Regions from separate parts of the Homo sapiens genome. Here region 1 is linked to region 2. Evidence: read pairs that join two places in POLR2A ChIA-PET (ENCODE). Cell type or tissue: Caco-2. All regions are shown on one strand. Links, peaks and the distances in the headings refer to the core of each region. The heading gives the core; the rest is flanking DNA.

Region 1 (5,377 bases), core at 134-5,133, 990 kb after region 2:
AAACTGGGTATAGAAGAAACATACCTCAAAATAACATAGGCCGTAGATGACAAACACACAGCTAACATTGTATATTGAAAACCTTTCTTCTAACATCTGGAATAAGACAAGGATGCTCACTTTTCACCACTTTTATTTAACATAATATTGGAAGTCCTGGAAGAGCAATTAGGCAAGGGAAAAAAATAAAGAGTACTAAAATTGGAAAGAAAGAAATCATAGCCTTGTTCACAGATGACATGAACTTACACTTAGAAAAACCTAAAGACTCCACCAAAAAACTGCTAGAACTGGTAAACTAATTCAGTAAGTTGCTGGATACAAACTCAACATACAGAAATTAGTAGCATTTATATATGTCAATGGTGAATAATCTGAAAAAAGAAATCAAGAAAGCAATCTCATTTACAATAGCTACAAAAATATGAAATACATAGGAATCAATTTAGACAAATAAATGAAAAATCTTGATATGGTTTAGATGTTTGTCCCCTCCAAATCTCATGTTGAAATGTGACCTCCAGTGTTGGAGGTGGGCCTACCCGGAGGTGTTTGGGTCACGGGGATGGAATCTTCACAAATGACTTGGTGTTGTCCTGCAGTAATGAATGAGTTCTCACTCTATGACTTCATGCGAGATCCGGCTGATCAAAAGAGCCTGGCATTTCCTCCCGCTCACTCTTGCTTCCTTTCTCACCATGATTTGCTTGCTCCCTCTTTGCCATATGCCATGATGGGAAGCTTCCTGAGGCCCTCATCAGAAGCAGATGCTGGTGCCATGCTTCCCTTACAACCTGTAGAACCATGAGTCAAAATAAACCTCAGGAGGGACCACTCTGGAAGTAGACCCAGCTGTTCTGATGCAATTCAGAAACTCTAACTAAACTGAAATCTGTAACTCATCTCAGTTCCAAATTTTGGACTGAGCAGCCCCAGCCAAACTGAGACAGTAATTCTGATCTCCTTAAAGTGGTAAGCATAGGAAAATGCTGTGAAGGTGTAGAAATAAGCATTGTGATAAGAAAAATGTCTACCAAATCCGTGATATTACTACTTTGCATTAGGTTTAGAAAAAAACTGAAATCATCATGGTAATTTGTATGTATTATTTGTTTCTTAAGGCATCTGAAATATTTTGGAGAATGTCATGTTAGAGAATCTGGCATATTATGATTGTGATATTAATTTGAAATAGTTAAGAGGATTTGATATTCATCTTGTGACTTATTTTGAAATATTAAAAAAGTTGAATGATAATAGATTCGAATATTTTTAAATGTGTAAAATAATTTGATTATTTTGTAATCAGTATTGAGATTTTTCCAAATAATTTGATTTATGAAAATTTTAAATTAAGACTTAAGTTCTGGGTAAGGAATTTAAACGCTTAGGGTGGTTCTGTCATAAAGAAACGAAAGCTTGTCTTATTAGGACTTTGATGAGAAGGTAGGGTACATTATGTTGATGACTATGGTTTGACGTGCCCAGGAAACCCAGTTATCCAATTTCATTAACATATCTTCCAAAAACAGATGTTAAATACCTTTTAAAGAACTCTGCTGTTAGCTGCTAAGGTTAAAAACTTAAAAATTTTCAGGCTGGGTGTGGTGGCTCATGCCTGTAATCCCAGCACTTTGGGAGGCCAAGGTGGCTGGATCACCTGAGGTCAGAAGTTTGAGACCAGACTGGGCAACATGGTGAAATCCCATCTCTACTAAAAATACAATAATTAGCTGTTGAACCCTAGAGGTGGAGGTTGCAGTGAGCTGAGATCATGCCACTGCACTCCAGCCTGAGCAGCAGAGTAAGACTCCGTCTCAAAATAAATAAATAAATTAATTAATTAATTAATTAATTCACAATCAAAGTGATTTGAGGAATGGGGATAAGCGGAAGTTCCCTTGTGTTTGCTGGAATCTGAAAGGCTTTTTGATGGAGTGACTTTTGAGAAGGGTCCTGAGGAATGAGACAGTGGGTGAAGGGGGAGAAGGGCATTTTAGGCAAAGGAAAGGCATAGAGTTTTTTCAGGGGATGCAAGAGGTCTAATGTGACTGGATTGGCTGATGGGTTACAGCAGGGGAGTTGGGCTGTGAGGAGCCATGGGTGTGTGTTGGGCAAGAAGGAGACATTTTGATTTCACAAATACTTATGGAGCGTGATGAGCCATGCACAGCACAGGCACTAGACTCAAAAGGCCACAGGAGGGAGAGCTTCAGAGGCTCCACGGGGCCTTTGACAATGCTGAGGTGGGGATCCAAGTCAGATCCCAAGGAGAAAGTGGCTATTGTGGAGGTGGAGCTCCCATGCAAAGCAGGCCTGACTTAACAAATCTTAAAAATAGCAGAAAAGCCAGTTTCAGTGTGGGGGCTCGAAGGGGCAGCAGAGGAACCCCCTTGCAATTCTGAGTAGAGTTTTGCGTGGCCATGACCCTTTCCTCTGCCTCCCACACATCACATTCTTGTCCTCTCTTCATGTTTTTTAGCCACTCAGGCTGTAGCTCTGTTTGTTCAGCACAGGTTTGCAGATAAGCTCAGGAAACCTGAAGCCCAGGTGACAGGGGAGGAGAGGAACCCAGTATTTGCTGAGCACCGACCAAATGCCAGGTCCTGGTTGTCTTGTTTAATCCTTACAACCCCCTGTGAGGTGGGCATTTTATAGAAGAGCAAACAGGCCAGAGGAGTTGAAGTGCTGTCACGCATTGCTTAACGGCAGGGATAGGTTCTGAAAAATGCATTGCTGTTGTGGGAATATCAGCATGTACTTCACAAACTTAGATGGTAGAGCCTACTCCACCCCGGCTAGACAGCATAGCCTACTGCTCCCCGGTGGCAAACCTGCACGGTATGGGACTGTGCTGAATACTGTAGGCCGCTGCAACACAGTGGTAAGTATTCAGGTATCTAAGCATAGCTAAACATATAAAAGGCACAGTCAAAATACGGTTCTAGGCCAGTGGCTCACGCCTCCCAGCACTCTGGGAGGCCGAGGCGGGTGGATCACTTGAGGTTAGGAGTTTGAGACCAGCCTAGCCAACATGGCGAAACCCCATCTCTACTAAAGTTACAAAAATTAGCTGGGCGTGGTGGCGCATGCTTGTAGTCCAGCTACTCAGGAGGCTGAGGCAGGAGAATCATTTGAACCCGGGAGGCAGACGTTGCAGTGAACAGAGATAACGTCACTGCACTCCAGCCTGGGCGACAGAGTGAGACTGTGTCTCAAAAAACAAAAAACAAAAAACAAAATACGGTATTATCACCTTCTGGGACCACCAGATGGGTCCCTCATTGACCAAAACACAGAGTGGGACTGTAATTTGCCCAAGGTCATGTTTTGAGGAAGATGGCAAAGTTCTTCCCACTTTCCCACACCTGCACTACTCCTATTCTTGGATCTCCTGGAGGTCTTCAGTTCCTTGAACCTTCCTTTTTTTTTTTTTCCCTCCCAGTCTTACTGCCCGCTTTGGCCTCTTTTCCTTTTCTACCCAGCCTAAATTCAAGGTTGGTGACAGGGACTCTCACCAGTGTCAAACCAGGCAGACCACCTCTGCTGACTGGGGCTTGGGACTGTGACAACGCCCACTGGGAGCCCTTGGGGTCAGGGGTTCCACAGTGCACAATTCCAGGAAATGCCATCACTGATGTAGTCCATGTGAATGGCATCTCCTGGCGTTATTCAGTTTACAGCCTAAGCCCCTGTATGCCAGGTCCCTGCCAAGGCTCTTTCCTTCTTCCTTCCCTCCCTCCCTTCCTTCCCTCTTCCTTTCCCCTTCCCCGTTTTCTTTCTTTTCTTTCTTGCCTTCCTTCCTTCTTTCTCTCCTTCCTTCCCTTCCTTCCTTCCTTCCTTCCTTCCTTCCTCTCTCTCTCTCTCTCTCTCTCTCTCTCTCTCTCTCTCTTTCTGGAACCAGTAAACAAGATGGGGAAAGGACATATGTGAGATCAAGGCTATGGCCTACATGATAGGACCTGGCTACCTGGTGCATCCTTGCTCCTTACAGAAGCACAGCTGAAGTTCATTCTCCTTTTCTGTTTTTTTTGTTTTTGTTTTTGTTTTTGACGGAGTCTCGCTCTGTTGCCCACGCTGGCGTGCAGTGGCGCGATCTCGGCTCACTGCAACCTCTGCCTCCCTGGCTCAAGCGAGTCTCCTGCCTCAGCCTCCTGAGTAGATGGGGTTACAGGTGCCCACCACAACACCCAGTTAATTTTTTAATATTTTTAGTAGAGACGAGTTTTCACCATGTTGGCCAGGCCAGTCTTGAATGAAATTCATTATTATATGCAGTCTGTACAGAGCAAGAAATCTTCCAGGCCAGGGAACCAGAAGCATAGGCCTGCTGCCTTTCACACACTTTTTTTTAGGCTAACAGGTACCAGAAACCCAGAGCCTTCTATTTTGTACAAATCTCTAGTGAATGTACTTCTCAGTCAGGGCTGTGGGGACCAAACCTTCCCCAACCTGATGCATGCCATCCTGCAGCTCTCCAGATGGGTGGGATGCATGGGTGTGGTTCCCCTCAGAGTGTCTGACTATGGGGTGACAGCTATGTGGTCTGCCTTTATATCTGACTGACAGTTTCCTTATCATGTCCCTTAGCAAGATTTTTTTTCATCCCCTTGCAGTTCTTTTTCTTTCTTTCTTTCTTTTGACAGGGTTTCGCTTTTGTTGCCTAGGCTGGAGTGCAATGGCACCATCTTGGCTCACTGCAACCTCCGCCTCCCAGGTTCAAGCGATTCTCCTGCCTCAGCCTCCCAAGTAGCTGGGACTATAGGCATGCACCACCACATCCAATAATTTTTTATTTAGTAGAGATGGGGTTTCACCATGTTGGTCAGGCTGGTCTCGAACTCCTGACCTCAGATGATCCACCCGCCTCGGCCTCCCAAAGTGCTGGGATTACAGGTGTGAGCCACCGAGCCCAGCCCCTCTTGCAGTTCTTCCAGTGTTCCTAATCAGCCCTCATGGGTGGGGCTCGCAGGTTCACGCTCTCCTGGCTCCCAGATACCGTGGAAGCCACTGCCAGCTCAGGACGCTGTGGCAGTGAGATTTTCAGCAGTGGCACAGGGCCGGCACCCAGCATGAGACTCCTCCCTCCCTGATTCTCTGGGGAAATATTTGATTGCAGAGGCCAACGGATGACTGTCTACTCCCCTTGCAGCAATATCTTCATTAGATTGCAATTTGTATTGTCCTTGATCTCCCTCTCTTTATTTTTAGAGATGATGTTTTGCCATGCTGACAGGCTAGTCATGAACTCCTGGCCTCAAGCGATCTGCCTGCCTCAGCCTCCCAAAGTGCTGGGATCAGAGGCATGAGGCACTGTGCCTGGCCTTGTCCTTGATCTCTTTCTGCCACCCACTCTGTTCTCTGGATGCTCTGAAAT
Region 2 (5,377 bases), core at 68-5,067:
ACTGCACTCCAGCCTGGGCAACAGAGCGAGACTCTGTCGAAAGAAAAAAAGAAAGAGAGAGGGAGGGAGGGAGGGAGGGAAGGAAAGAAGGAAGGAAGGAAGGAAGAAGGAAGGAAGGAAGGAAGGAAGGAAGGAAGGAAGGAAGGAAGGAAGGAAGGCAGGCAGGCAGGCAGGCAGGCAGGCAGACAGACGGGACTTGTACAAGCAAAATAGGCTGAGAATATCAACATTCAGTTAGGAAAGCAGAGGGGAGATGTGATTGGACGCTGCCGTCCTAGAGGCCTCGTTCAGGCAGGTTGGGAACGTACAGCTGGAAGAAAACGTTAGTCAGATATTAGCAGGAACCATCTTGATTTACTCAGTGTTTTAACAGATTTCCACTGTGGGGATTGTCTCCTTGGAATCAGAGTTGGGAGTGAGTGTGAGACCCCTGGAATCCCTTTCTGCCCTGGAATTCTATGCTCTAGGCCAGCGGTGGCCTTCCTGGGACCCAAGTTCCGTTAAAGCTATTTTCATCAGCAGTAAATTAGCTAGTCTGGGAGGATGGGAAAGTAGTGCTTCTAAAGGAGGCAATTCACTAGGTCAGGATGCCCTGGGGCAACAGTGGAGCAGCTTTGGATCCCAGAACAACAGCCTCCAGTGTTCAGGATGCGGTAGGTTAAGTGGGGAATCTCCACAGAGCCTGACCCATCCTCAGAGCGGGCAATACCAGGACCCCCGGATAAAACCGCAGAGACTTCCGAACTCCCTGGGGCTAACAGCTCACCATTTGTAACACTAGCTATTCAAGGAATGAAGCTTATGGTGCAGGCTTAATCTTAACAATAATCCTGGCTATTGCCATTAGACTGAAGCTCAGAAAAGTTAAGAAATTTGCCTGACACTACAAGCTAGTAAATGGCAGGGCCAGATCCTAACCCAGAAATGGGACATCAATTCGGCTATACCACATCACCCCAACTCCCAGTGCTCCTCCCAGAGGAACCGATTCAGTGAGTTGGCCGGTGGCAGGGATGGTCTAGCCTAAGCTCCACAATTCCCTCCCCAGAATAAAAGGGAAGACCGAGATCTCAGTGCCTATCAGATTTATGTTGGTGGCACACGAGCGCTGCCTCTGAAGACAAACATATGTGAAGCTCCCGGTGTCCTTTTTCCTGGCTGGGCCAGGTTCTTTCAGCAAGCAAGAACTCACTGGGCTGTGCAGAAAAAGCAGGGTTGGAGGGGAGAGTCGAGCTAAAGAGGCGTCTGAAGTAGTGGAGAGAGCCCTAGGCTGGGTCAGAATGTCTAGGTTCTTTTTCCGGTTAGTGCAGAACAAGTTACTTCCTCTCCAATCCCCAGAATCTTTATCAAGGAAAAGGGTGTGGGGTGGTGAAGAACAGAGGTATTAGCATAAGGAAATGCCCACTATACTGACCTTGCTGGGTTATAAGGATAAAATGCAATCATTACTGTGAAAGAACATTGACTAATATGAAGTGCTGTATGTAGTCATGTTTTATAAAATCCTTAAGCTCTTGTATCATTGACTCTCCAGCTCAGTGTGTTTCATAGCGAGGTGCTGGCGCTCAAATGGCCCAGCCTAAGCATTGCAATGCCCTAGGGTTCTCTGTGATCTGTTGATCATATCATCCAACCACATCAAAATCTTGACAAGATCAGTCCTGCCTGGCTGTCCACTCTTGAACTCTAGACTCCTGATATTAACCTCAGTCCCACTTTTCTAAACAAGTTGGCCAGGCACGGTGGCTCACGCCCGTAATCCCAACACTTTGGGAGGCCAAGGCGGGTGGATCACCTGAGGTCAGGAGTTTGAGACCAGCCTGGCCAATATGGTGAAACCCGTCTCTACTGAAAATACAACAATTATCCGGACGTGGTGGTAGACGTCTGTAATCCCAGCTACTTGGGAGGCTGAGGCAGGAGAATCGCTTGAACTTGGGAGGTGGAGGTTGCAGTCAGCCGAGATCACGCCATTGCACTCCAGCCTGGGCGACAAGAGTGAAACTCTGTCTCTAAATAAATAAATAAATAAAACAAGTCAAGTTCTTTCTCATCACTGGACTTTGCAAATTCCAAGTCCATAATTCAGAATACTTGGTCTGATCATCCCTACCCCACATCTAAGGTCAGCATGTCAGCATTCAAAAAGCAGAGACCAGCAGGCATGGTGGCTCACGCCTGTAATCCCAGCACTTTCAGAGGCCAAGGCAGGTGGGACACTTGAGCCCAGGAGTTCAAGACCAGCCTGGGAAACATGGCAGAACTCTGTCTCTACCAAAAAGAATACAAAAATTAGCTGGGCCTGGTAGCAGGCACCTGTAGTCCCAGCTACTCAAGAGACTGAGGTGGGAGGATCACTTGAGCCCAGGAGATGGAGGCTGTACCTATTATTGAACTACTGCACACTACTCCAGTCTGGGCAACAGAGTGAGACCCTGTCTCAAAAAAAAGAAAAAAAAAAAAAAAGCAGAGACTGTCTTGTTTGCATCATATATTGCAATATCAGTGCAGTGCAGAATGGGTGTCAGTAATTGCTTGATGAAATGTGAATTTCCCTTCGATTTCCCTTCCCACCTCTGCCTATTTTTTCCTTGCTACTGAGATGGTGATTGTTCTGACCTCATTCTATGGGGATGCCACAGAGATTAGCTCATTAAAAATGGTGAAGCTCTCCTGACACTTTGTGTTAATGTTTAACAAAAATAGCTGGGGGTGTAATGACTCAGGGAGACAACGAGAAACCCTTTGACTTTCTTAGACTGGCAGGACAACAAGTTACCCCCGTTCTCCTCCCACACACACTGGCTCTGTGGGAGCCCTGACCCTTGCCCTCAGTGCCTCCCACCCTGCCCTCTCCTCTGGGCAAGGCACGTTCCCAGCCTTAGCCTGGGAGGCTGAACCCCACCCACCGTCGCCTTGGACATGGCCTCTCCCTCTGGGAGATTCTTGCAACCATGAGATGGCTGGAGCTTTTGGAAGCATGGCAGAGTCTGGAGGCCACAGTCACCTGCTGCTGAGGTTCCCGTGCCCCTGCCCCTTTTCCAGATCAGACTACGGAGCTGGGGCACGTGAAGAAGGGCAGTTTACTTAGTTCTTCCCTAGGATGGAAAAAGGGAGGGGAATGGTCACTGGCAGTGAATAAATTAAAGACCCATGCCAGCTGGAGACCATTGGGGAAAAACAGCAAATCTGTGAATTATCCTGTTTACACCAGAAGTAAACTGATAGTTTGGACCTTTACCTAATAGATTGTGCTGAAATCACAGGCCATTCACGAGGACAAATGCATGGAGCTGTGCCTCTGCCCCTCCATATTCATTGAAGACTTTGGCACCACTTCATTCCAAGTCTTGCCATCATCGTGGGTAACTTCAATGTCCAAACAGACCAACTATTTACAAACTCAGAATCACAACCCATTAATGTGTCACGAAATTGATTTCGAGGACTGTGGCCAGCAATCTTTTTTTAAAGAAACAGAGTAGAAAGAAAATATTAGAGTACTTCACATGTAAGAAAGGTGGTTTGGGGGTAAAATATTTATTTTAATTATATGTATAATATAAAACATATGCCAATAATAGGTTATTTCCATGACATAATACCTTCATGTGTAATAGGTCATGGTGTAAACTACTTTTCTTGTTGTGGGCCATAATCAAAAGTCTAAAAGAGAAAGGAGTATATACAATGGAATGTTATTCAGCCTTACAAAGGAAGGAAATTCTGATACATGCTACAAAACAGTTGAACCTTGGGGACATTTGTGCTAAGTGAAATAAGCAAGTCACAAAAGGACGAATATTGTATGGTTCTACTTTTATGAGGTACTTAGAATGGTCAAATTGATAGAGACAGAAGTCTGGAGAATGGTGGTTGCCAGAAATCCGGAGAATGGTGGTTGCCATGGGCTGGCCAAGGTAGAGGGGGAGGGATGGGGAGTTGTTTAATGAGTACAGAGTTTCTGTTTTGCAAGATGGAAAGAGTTCTGTGGCTGGGTGGTGGTGATGGTGGTACAACCATGTGAATGTACTTAATGCCACTTAACACACTTAATGTTCTTCATACAATGTACTTAATACACTTAAAAATAGTTAAGATGGGGGGCCAGTCACGGTGGCTCATGCCTGTAATCCCAACACTTTGGGAGGCTGAGGCGGGCAGATCACGAAGTCAGGAGATCAAGACCATCCTGGCTAACACAGTAAAACCCCGTCTCTCCTAAAAATACAAAAAATTAGCCAGGCTTGGTGGCGGGTGCCTGTAGTCCCAGCTACACGGGAGGCTGAGGCAGGAGAATGGTGTGAACCTGGGAGACGGAGCTTGCAGTGAGCCAACATCACACCACTGCGCTCCAGCCTGGGTGACAGAGCAAGACTCTATCTCCAAAAAAAAAAAAAAGGTTAAGATGGTTAATTTTGTGTTACATATATTCTACCACATTTTTTTAAAGCCCTAGGAGAAACCTCCCACATCCTTGACCTCATGTCACATGACCTTCATCTCCACTCATTTTTCAGCTCCATTCTGAAGGCTACACCCTGGTCCCAGCCATCATCAGAAACTATTTTATCTTCCACTCTCTGATCTCAACATCCTATCTTTCCAACTTTCTCACTCCTTTTCTTCCTTCTGTAACAATGGTCCTATCTGCTTGCATCATTGAAACTCTTGACCAATCTACCGTCTCCTAGTCAGGCCACCTCCATTCCTCCCAAAATTGCTGCAACAGTCTTGCTGGTCTTCCTGACCAGCGTCCTGCCCACTCCAGTTCATCCTCAACATCGCATTAGGAGTGACATCTCTGACATTTCAATCCGATCTTAACACTCCCTATTTAAAACCTCTCAGAGGCTCTCTATTGACCTCAAGATAAAGTCCAAACTCCCTAACAAGGCAGACAAGCTGGGCGTGGGGTGGCTTCTGGTTGACATGCCTCCCTTCTCCCCTGTCCTCCTGCATGGGCAACGTGTAACCTTTAACTTTACCAGCAGGTCTTGCAGTGTACTGAGCTTTCACTTTGCTTCTGGGTGCTAGGGTCCTCCCCAACCCATTCCTTCTTCATTTGGCTAACTTCTATCACTCAAGCCTGGGTTGGCGAGCACTTCTAAGAAGTTTCCTTCTGTCCTCACCAGGCTGGATCTGGGGCCCCCAGGTGAGGTCCTGCAGCACCTATGCCTGGCCAGATCAGAGGGCTCACCGCTCTGCACTGTAATGACCTGTTTCCTTCTCTCTCCACCCTGACCAGACTGTCATCTGCCTTCCCACATAGCCAGGCACTGTGTGAGATTCATCGTGGCATCGCCATGCCTGTTACAGTGCCTACCACAGAGTAGACATTCTCTGAGAGGCAAGTGGGTGGGTGGACAGGAGGTTG

Evidence for each region. Peaks named below come from ENCODE experiments on the same cell type or tissue, not always from the same donor. Only the 100,000 strongest peaks of a DNase experiment are listed, where the experiment ranks them.
Region 1: POLR2A ChIA-PET joins it to region 2 with 5 read pairs; 1 of 35 experiments calls an interaction of 5 or more read pairs at or near these places.

The regions. Positions count from the first base shown.
Region 1 is chr22:17,065,415-17,070,791 of GRCh38, reverse strand. No RefSeq gene overlaps it. Among named protein-coding and RNA genes, the nearest start is that of IL17RA, 17 kb to the left of the region's middle. In Caco-2, for the core only: no CTCF peak of the experiment used is centred there; a DNase peak (open chromatin) is centred at 2,561.
Region 2 is chr22:18,058,791-18,064,167 of GRCh38, reverse strand. The region is part of intron 1 of LOC105372853 (a long non-coding RNA gene); the gene reads right to left. Among named protein-coding and RNA genes, the nearest start is that of PEX26, 17 kb to the left of the region's middle. RefSeq lists an enhancer at 2,431-2,931. In Caco-2, for the core only: no CTCF peak of the experiment used is centred there; a DNase peak (open chromatin) is centred at 2,837.